Regions from separate parts of the Homo sapiens genome. Here region 2 is linked to region 1. Evidence: chromatin loops called from intact Hi-C (ENCODE). Cell type or tissue: PC-3. All regions are shown on one strand. Each heading gives the region's core, and the rest is flanking DNA. Links, peaks and the distances in the headings are about the cores only. Region 1 has its middle 82 kb from the start of GDNF-AS1. Region 2 overlaps WDR70 (WD repeat domain 70).

What was found. A loop is a pair of places that touch in the nucleus more often than their neighbours do. Peaks named below come from ENCODE experiments on the same cell type or tissue, not always from the same donor. Only the 100,000 strongest peaks of a DNase experiment are listed, where the experiment ranks them.
Region 2: a loop joins it to region 1, with 2.3 times the contacts of the local background. A loop is called at or near these places in 1 of 110 quality-filtered maps.

Annotation. Positions count from the first base shown.
Region 1 is chr5:37,755,956-37,760,289 of GRCh38, reverse strand. No RefSeq gene overlaps it. Among named protein-coding and RNA genes, the nearest start is that of GDNF-AS1, 82 kb to the left of the region's middle. RefSeq lists a silencer at 3,716-3,964. In PC-3, for the core only: CTCF peaks have their summits at 1,718 and 1,919; no DNase peak of the experiment used is centred there.
Region 2 is chr5:37,635,169-37,639,571 of GRCh38, reverse strand. All of the region lies in intron 10 of WDR70 (WD repeat domain 70), which reads right to left. Among named protein-coding and RNA genes, the nearest start is that of GDNF-AS1, 200 kb to the left of the region's middle. In PC-3, for the core only: no CTCF peak of the experiment used is centred there; DNase peaks (open chromatin) are centred at 501 and 1,901; H3K27ac peaks cover 932 bases.

The sequences.
Region 1 (4,334 bases), core at 335-4,334:
CTAGAAATTTAGCCCTCATGATAGGCTCTATGGCAGATTCTACTGTAAAGGCTGTGGTTACACAATGGACTTTAGGTTATCTTGTGAAAGTTATGCTAAATAATATAATTGCTCTACATTACTTATTGGCTAAACAGAGAAATATCTGTGCAGCTGCTGGCACTTCTTGTTGCCCATGGAGAAACACATCACATCAGGTATTATAGAAGTTCAGTGGTAGGGGATTAACAAAGAGACTGCTTAAAGTGAGTAGATTATTTATCTAGCTCCTTCTTTATTTGATTTTAGGTGGTTTGCTTTATGGGGACACTGGCTAAGGCGCATACTGCAAACTCTTGGTATTGTCCTCCTCATAGTCATAATAGTCTCCCTGGTGTGCTGTATTCTCTCAACAGTTCTAAATGTTTGCATGCAGACATCTTTAGAATGTCAAATGATCTTTCTTCAACTGGATAAGAGCTAAAAGAAATGTGTGACCATGAGGACATCATAAACTATGAATTACGTGCTGAGACAGGAAACCCAAAATGATGGTACAATAACTGAGAGTGGGCTGGGCGCGGTGGCTCACACCTGTAATCCCAGCACTTTAGGAGGCCGAGGCAGGTGGATCATGAGGTCAGGAGTTCAAGACCAGCCTGGCCAAGATGGTGAAACCCCATCGTTACTAAAAGTACAAAAATTAGCTAGGCATGGTGGCAGGCGCCTGTAATCCCAGCTACATGGGAGACTGAGGCAGGGAATTGCTTGAACCCGGGAGCCAGAGGTTGCAGTGAGCCGAGATCATGCCACTGCACTCCAGCCTGGGTGACAGAGTGAGACTTCGTCTCAAAAAATAATTTTTTTTTTTTTTGAGATGGAGTTTCACTCTTGTTGCCCAGGCTGGAGTGCAGTGGCGTGATCTCGGCAGCTCACCGCACCTTCTGCCTCCCGGGTTCAAGCAATTCTCCTGCCTCAGCCTCCCAGGCAGCTGCGACTAGAGGCGCCTGCCACCACGCCTGACTAATTTTTAGTAGAGACAAGATTTCACTATGTTGGCCAGGCTGCTGGTCTCGAACTCCTGACCTCGTGATCCGCCCGCCTCGGCCTCCCAAAGTGCTGGGATTACAGGCGTGAGCCACCACGCCCAGCCTAAAAAAAATAAAAATTAAAAAAAAATAACTGAGAGTGACATTAAGGCCTTAAATTTGGGTCACACTCTTATATGAGAACCTGACCAGAAGGGGGTAATTTTTAAACAAAGTTATGGGAGGCCATTGTTTTGGACTGGGCTCATGCTCTAAGCCCCAACAGACCAGACCAAACTAAAATGGAGTCACTCATGCCAAATGTGACATAATCAAACTAAGACTTCAGGAAACACATAGATCCTAGAACAGGTGGGTTTTGTTTTTCTCCTGTAAACAGAAAGTTCCAGCATAAGGAGGTACCCTCTACTTTAACCCTTACAAAAAAAAAATAATAATAACCTCAGGTCTTTGTTTTCGCCTTACACAACCTACTGTTGTGCTATTTCTCAGTGGGTTTCAAGACCAAATAAGTACATTTACAATGGTGATAGGGACATCAATGACTAAAGTTTTGGTGAATCTCTCAAAATTGAGAGGGTTACCAAATGGAGGGAATGGTTAAATCCAGTTTAGCCTAAAGCTGCCTCCTTACGTATTTTAAGTTCAGCCTAAAGATTTCTCTGTACATCATGAACTATAACCTATATGGAGTTGTATACAGACTGTAGCCTACTCTTGTACAAATCACCAAGTTTTGGCCAAAGATGTCCAACTCTTCAACCTGTGTTCAAATAGGGCATTCACCAAGCTATAACCAATCCGGCTGTTTCTGTACATTTCCATTTTCTGTGCATTACTTTCCTTTTCCTGTCTATAAATCTTCTACCACATGGCTGCGCTGGAGTTCCTAAGCCTACTCTGGCTTGGGAGGCTGCACGATTAATGAATCATTCTTTGCTCAATTAAACTCTTTTAATTCAGCTAAGCTTTTTAACAGTGGACATGAATTTAAGGGAACACTGTTCAACCCAGTAAACTAGAAATATTTCCCAGAATCATCTTTGTCCTCTCCAATTGGGCACCTACTGATAATCAGGATTGCAATGGCCCTATCTAACAAATGAGTCATACTTTTTGACCCCGCATAATTCCATTTTGGGTTACTTACCAATTCTAAGAAAAGAATTCAACATAAACTATCCAAAGCAGCATTGCTTATAATAGCAAATTTGAAAATAATCTGTATTTCCAATAGGATAATAGTTTAGAATATATATGTATATAATGAGCTACTATGTAGCTACTAAGATTATATATGAGGTTTATATTATGGAAAATTTGCATGCTTATTTTATAAGTGAAAAATACACATTGTTCATAAATATAATAATTCTATTTTTGAGAAGAGAAAATAAATCTGAAAACTATATAAAAAAGAAAAAAATTGAAGGTAATTCATCAAAATATTAGTACTGTTTGTGCTAATATTTGAATTAGCACAAATTGAATGGTTGAATAATTTTATCTTTTAAGTTGTTGCAGTTACACATTTCTGTATAATAAACAATCCCACAACTTAGTAGCTTCAAATGACAATAATCATTTATTTTGTTCATTAATCCACAGTTTGGGCAGGGCACTGTTGGGATTGGCTCATCTCTGCTTCATGTGACAAGAGCTGATGTGACTCAACTGTAACTGAAGGATCTGTTTTCCAAGATGGCTCAATAACATGTTGCTTCCAGCTGACAGCTGTGGGAGCTCTTTTGGGGTTGTTGGCTAGGGGCCTTAATTCCTCTCCAAGTGGGCCTCTCCATGGGGCTGCTTGGGCTTCCTCATAGCATGGCAGCCAGGATTCAAGAACAAGTGTCCCAAGAGAAAGAAAGGAGGTGCAATTCTCTTAAGGTCTGGGCCTGGTGACTTGAAAAACATCATTTCTGCCATGTTCTGTTGGTCTAGATGTCACCAAGCCTGCTCAGATTTAAGGGGAGAGAAGTGTCAATGAGCTTGTGGCTATTTTTTTTTTTTTTTTTTTTTTGAGACGGAGTCTCGCTCTGTTGCCCAGGCTGGAGTGCAGTGGCGCGATCTTGGCTCACTGCAAGCTCCGCCTCCCGGGTTCACGCCATTCTCCTGCCTCAGCCTCCCGAGTAGCTGGGACTACAGGCACCCGCCACGACGTCCGGCTAATTTTTTGTATTTTTATTAGAGACGGGGTTTCACCGTGTTAGCCAGGATGGTCTCGATCTCCTGACCTCGTGATCCACCCGCCTCGGCCTCCCAAAGTGCTGGGATTACAGGCGTGAGCCACCGCGCCCGGTGGCTATTTTTAATCTACCATTAAAAATAAGCATTTCCAAAAGTTTCATTAGAGTATTATTACTACTGGGGGCAGGTGAAGTATCTTTTAAAATGCTTTTATTAAAAAATGTGAAGACAGTAGTATAAACTGATAATTCAGAAAACTACTTAGAATGGCAGTTTCTCCACTCTTTGCCCTGAAAGTTCCTCCTGCAGCTACATACTTCAACACACGCACACCCCACACACAAAGATCTCCTGTCTTCAGGCACTTCTCCCATGGCCTGGTCCTCCTCTCTCTTCTTTGGTGAGGGTATTAATCAAAAATTAAAGTTACATGTGCCTTATTCCAGAAAGATGGTTTTCAAAATGTGTCTGTAAACAACCCTCTCCAACTTCTTGATCTCTTCACAATAAGTCTCACAAATGAATGAGGCATATCACCTCTGGGGGGCTACTGACCCAGGCTGTTTGTGTACCTGTACACCTTGCCTTTCTCCTGCCCCATCTGACTCACTGATTATTAAACACTATCTCATGCCTGAGATAGTCATGTTGATTCTTTAAAGCTTGTCTCAAGTTGGCTCAAGTCTCATATTTGTTCTTAGATCACATTAAGAAAAATGCTCACACTTTTTTTTCTGCCTTCATATGGCTGTGAAGCTGACCTCTTGTTTTTTTAATGGGACAGAAAGCCATAATCTTTCAAAGAATAAATACTAAGGTCTGACTACAAAGCAATATGACTGATTGCCTAAGATTAAATGGTAGACAGTGTATGAAAGGTTTTAGTTGGGTTGGTTTTATTTGGTACTGTGTGTGTGTGAATGTGTGAGAGTTATGTCCTGGTTTTCAAGTATGAATGGCCCAATTTTAGACAGTTATCCTGGGAGATGAAGGAATTACTAGCTGTACCCAGTATCCTCGAATTGAGTCTAATTTATGGATTCTCTCCACAGAAAAATGTACGAGTATAAGCAAAGCATGCTGCATAAAATTTGAGGGAGTTCACAGACATCCCGCCTA
Region 2 (4,403 bases), core at 172-4,171, 120 kb after region 1:
TTAGACCAGAAAGAGCTTAAGAGCAAAACAACAACAACAACAACAACAACAAAGGAATTAAGATATAAAAACATTCATGCATAAGTAAGGTTCACAGATCAGAGTTCCTGGATCAACAAATGAGACAGGAAAAGTATTTAGAGAGTAATTTTTAAACTTCTTCCTGTCTTACCAGCATTTTCAGCGTGAATTGTGTCTTTCCTTTTATAGACTGCTAACTGACTACAATAAAACTTTGAGGTAAGTTTTGACGAGTCTTCAGAGATGGATAATAATTTCCATATCCACCAGGAAAGAATCAAAAACTGCTTCACTGAGTCTTAATCACATGATCAGAATGTGTAAAATTGTCAGGAAATTTCTCAGGTTTTTCCATCATATTGTTATAATTCTTAAAGGAATAATACTCAAATAAGCAACTAGGGAAAGAATTTCAAAGCTCTGACACAATGATGCTACTGTTCATTATTTACATAAATACTCACTCTGGGTTTGTTTTTACGTTCTGCATTTCTTCTAACTGTTCTGATTTACTCATCCCTTGGGCAGCCAGTGAATAGTCTAATTTTGCTCCTCAGGCTTAAAAAATCTATTTAATCAAGTTAGATACATTTTTGTTTCCTTTTAAGTACCATGGTATATTAAATTATTCTAGAAATACCTAAAGATAATTGAAGCTAATATTGTAGTCTTGCTTTTGAAAACAATAAACCTTTCTCCTTCTGAAGTCTGAGGTGTCAGTTATTACTTTTCCTTCTAAGCAAATCAGCCAAAAACTCAGATGATGTACAGATCCCAGTAACTGTCAATAACAGAGTTAATTCAGTAATATACCAATTAACAAAATCTGATCTCTGATCTCAGATCAATGTGAACTTTCTTCTATAAAATACATACTAGAGAGGTTCACCAAAAGAAATGGTATTGCTAACATGAAGGGAGTTTGAGAACTTAACATATTAACATCAACCAGAAAACAAACATATAAACTTCTAAGCTGATATGAGAATCAAAATAATAACTGCTAATACTGAGACACAAAACTTACTACCTTGCCAAGTACTGCTCTTTATGTGTATGTGCGCGCATGTGCGTGCATGTATGCATTTGGTCCTCCTGACAAGTCCGGAGGTAGGTACTGCTATTACCCCCATTTTATAACCATAAAAACTCAATCAGCTAATAAGCAGCAGAGCCTGAATTTGAATCCAGGCATACTTCCGAAGTCCACACTATTAACCACTGTACTATAATGACTTAACTAAATTCATTAACTCAATATAATACATATAAAAGCAAATTAAAACTTGAAGTGCTGAAAAATATACATAATAACTCTTACAACATAAATTCATTTTAATGGAATAATATCTAAACTTTTTGTATAGGGATACAGATCAGATGGCATTCTCAACTGCAGTATAAAGTGAAATTAGGCAAAGAATGGAAAGTAGATCCCGAAATTGCTGGAGAGGCTATATAATCAGGCTCAGAAAATATATGAGAATACAGAAGTCTTGGCACATCCCGGATCCCAGCCAGATTCCAGACTCAGAACCAGGCTGGAGGACACCACTGACACTCCAGAATGCTGGATGTGACACCGTCAGTGGCATTGCTACCCCTGAAAATTGGATGTTGCCACTACTCCTGCTGCCACAAAGGAATATATTCTCTCCTTTCACTAGCTCCTGAATCAAAGCCCAGAGTACATGGAATTGATTGGCCAAATCTAGGTTGCATACCTGCATTCTCATAATACAAAGAGGCCAGGAAAGTGAGCATTTGCCATTCTTGGCTTTTGGAGTGAGAACTGTGCTCCACTTCCAAGAATTATGTGCTCTACAATCCATTTAATGGCATCGGGAGACGTGATTGTCTTCCAGGTGGTGACTCTCAAAAGCTGAGTCATGTATACGTACATATGCTCCCTGTGCATGTTCTTAAGCTTTTAGTAATCCTCAGGAATGTTAAAGACCAAAAGTTTACCCCTTCATTTATTAAACAGACCTTCTTGATGTCCTAAAATTGTCTCTTTCAAAATTTTCAAAATCTATTAATTTTGCCATTTTCAGGTTAGCATGTGGGTGTGTGAGATGAGGGCTTAAGTGAGCTGACTTAACCCTGCTATGTTGACACCAACAAGGGTATTTCAAAAACATGTTTAAGATTAAAATACTATTTATAAATCTTTTATTTATTTATTTATTTATTTATTTATTTATTTATTTAATTTATTTATTTTTTGAGACAGAGTCTCGCTCTGTAGCCCAGGCGATCTTGGCTCACTGCAAACTTCGCCTCTCAGGTTCAAGCGATTCTCCTGCCTCAGCCTCCCAGTAGCTGGGATTACAGGTGCCTGTCATCATGCCTGGCTAATTTTTGTATTTTTAGTAGAGAAAGGGTTTCACCATGTTGGCCAGGCTGGTCTCAAACTCCTGAACTCAAGTGATACGCCCACTTCGGCCTCCCAAAGTGGTGGGATTACATACGTGAGCTACCACGCCTGGCCTAAAATTCTTCATTTTAAAACAATTTTAGACTTACCAAAAAGTTGTTAAAAATGTTAGAGAGGTCCATATCACAGCTTCCCCTAATGTTAACATCTATCAAGATTATATAATTATCAAAAAAAACAGAAGAGTAACACTGATAGAATTCTATTAGCTAATCTACAGACCTCATTCCAATTTCACCAGTTTTCCTACTAATGTGCTTTTTTTTCTAGTCCACATCAAATACAGGATCTCACATTGCATTTAGTTGTCATATTTCCTTAGTCGCCTCCAATCTAGGATAGCTCATGATTTTGACATGTGAAAACTAGTGGCCAGTTATTTTACAGACTCCCTCTCAAGTTGGGTTTGTCTGGTGTTTTCTCATTATTAGGTTAAGGCTACACATTTTTGTAAGAATCTGACAGAAGTGTTGTTATGCCTTCATATGCATCATATCAAGATTTATATGATGTCAATATGTCTTATTACAGATGATGTTATCTTTAATGTCTCTGTTAAGGTGGTATCTGGCAGGTTTCTTCAGTGTAAAGTTATTAATTCTCCCTTTGTAGCTGATAAATATCTTGTGAGGAAATACCTTGAAACTATGTAAATATTCTGCTTCTCATCAGAGCTTTGCTCAACTAATTTTAGCATCCATTAATGATTCCTGATTACAATAAGTGTTACTATGGTATCTGCCTCATGGTGATTTTCTATTATTCGTTCTACATTTATTAATTGGAATTATACTGTAAGGAAGAGTTGTTTCTTATCTACTTATTATTTCTATCAGTATGGATTCATGATATTTAACTTATTCTATGGGTTATAGTTCACAGACTTGCCCCTGATTCGGTCATAGGGAGCTCCTCCCAGTTAGCTCCTGTGTCCTTCTGACATGCCCCCATTGTTTTGTTAAACAAATTATCCCAACTTGACTAATATCATTGTATTAGTCCATTCTCATGTGGCTAATAAAGACATACCAGAGACTGGGTAATTTATAAAGGAAAGAGGTTTAATTGACTTACAGTTCCACAGGGCTAGGGAGGCCTCAGGAAATTTACAATCATGGCAGAAGGAAGAAGAAGCAAATACAACCTTCCTGCATGGCAGCAGCAAGAAGTGCCGTGTGAAGAGGGGGGAAAGCCCCTTATAAAACCATCAGATCTCGTGAAAATTCACTCACTATCACAGGAACAGCATGAGGATAACCGCGCGCATGATTAAATTACCTCCCACCCTCCCATGACACATGGGGATCATGTGAACTACAATTCAAGATGAGATTTGGGTGGGGACACAGCCAAACCATATCAATCACTGAGAAAATATATTCCAGAGTGAGCTCAATCAGGGTAACTTAATTCCTTTGTCAATTATCTTTACTACACAAATGAACCATTTCCAATTTTTTTTCCTTTTCAGTTTAATTTTACTGAAATTTTTCTCACTGAGATTCAGTTGTCCATTTAACTTCTACACCAAATATTTATCTATTTTTAAAAATTCACTGGGAATTTTCTTTTGTGACCACAATTCTACCAAATCCAATTCTGCAGAGTCAAATACTGCAGATGTAAATTTTAAAAAGAATTTTTGAAGCTGGAGGGAGAATTTTAGAGGTCCTTTAGCCCAATCTACTCATTTTACAGAACAGAAAACTGAGGCAAGGAGAGGTCAAGCACTTTACCTTAAACAGCTAGTTTTGAAGCAGCAGCGGCACAAAAGTTAGTACAGTGCTCTTCTTCCACACCACAGTGCAGGATCCTCTCCTAACCCTTATCAAAATCAGTCCACACACATACTGAGAAATGCATCTCTACTGAGGATAACTGTGCCATTTCAGTAAGGATATGCATCCAGAAGGAAGTTTGATCCAAAGTTGAGTAAGGCAGGAAG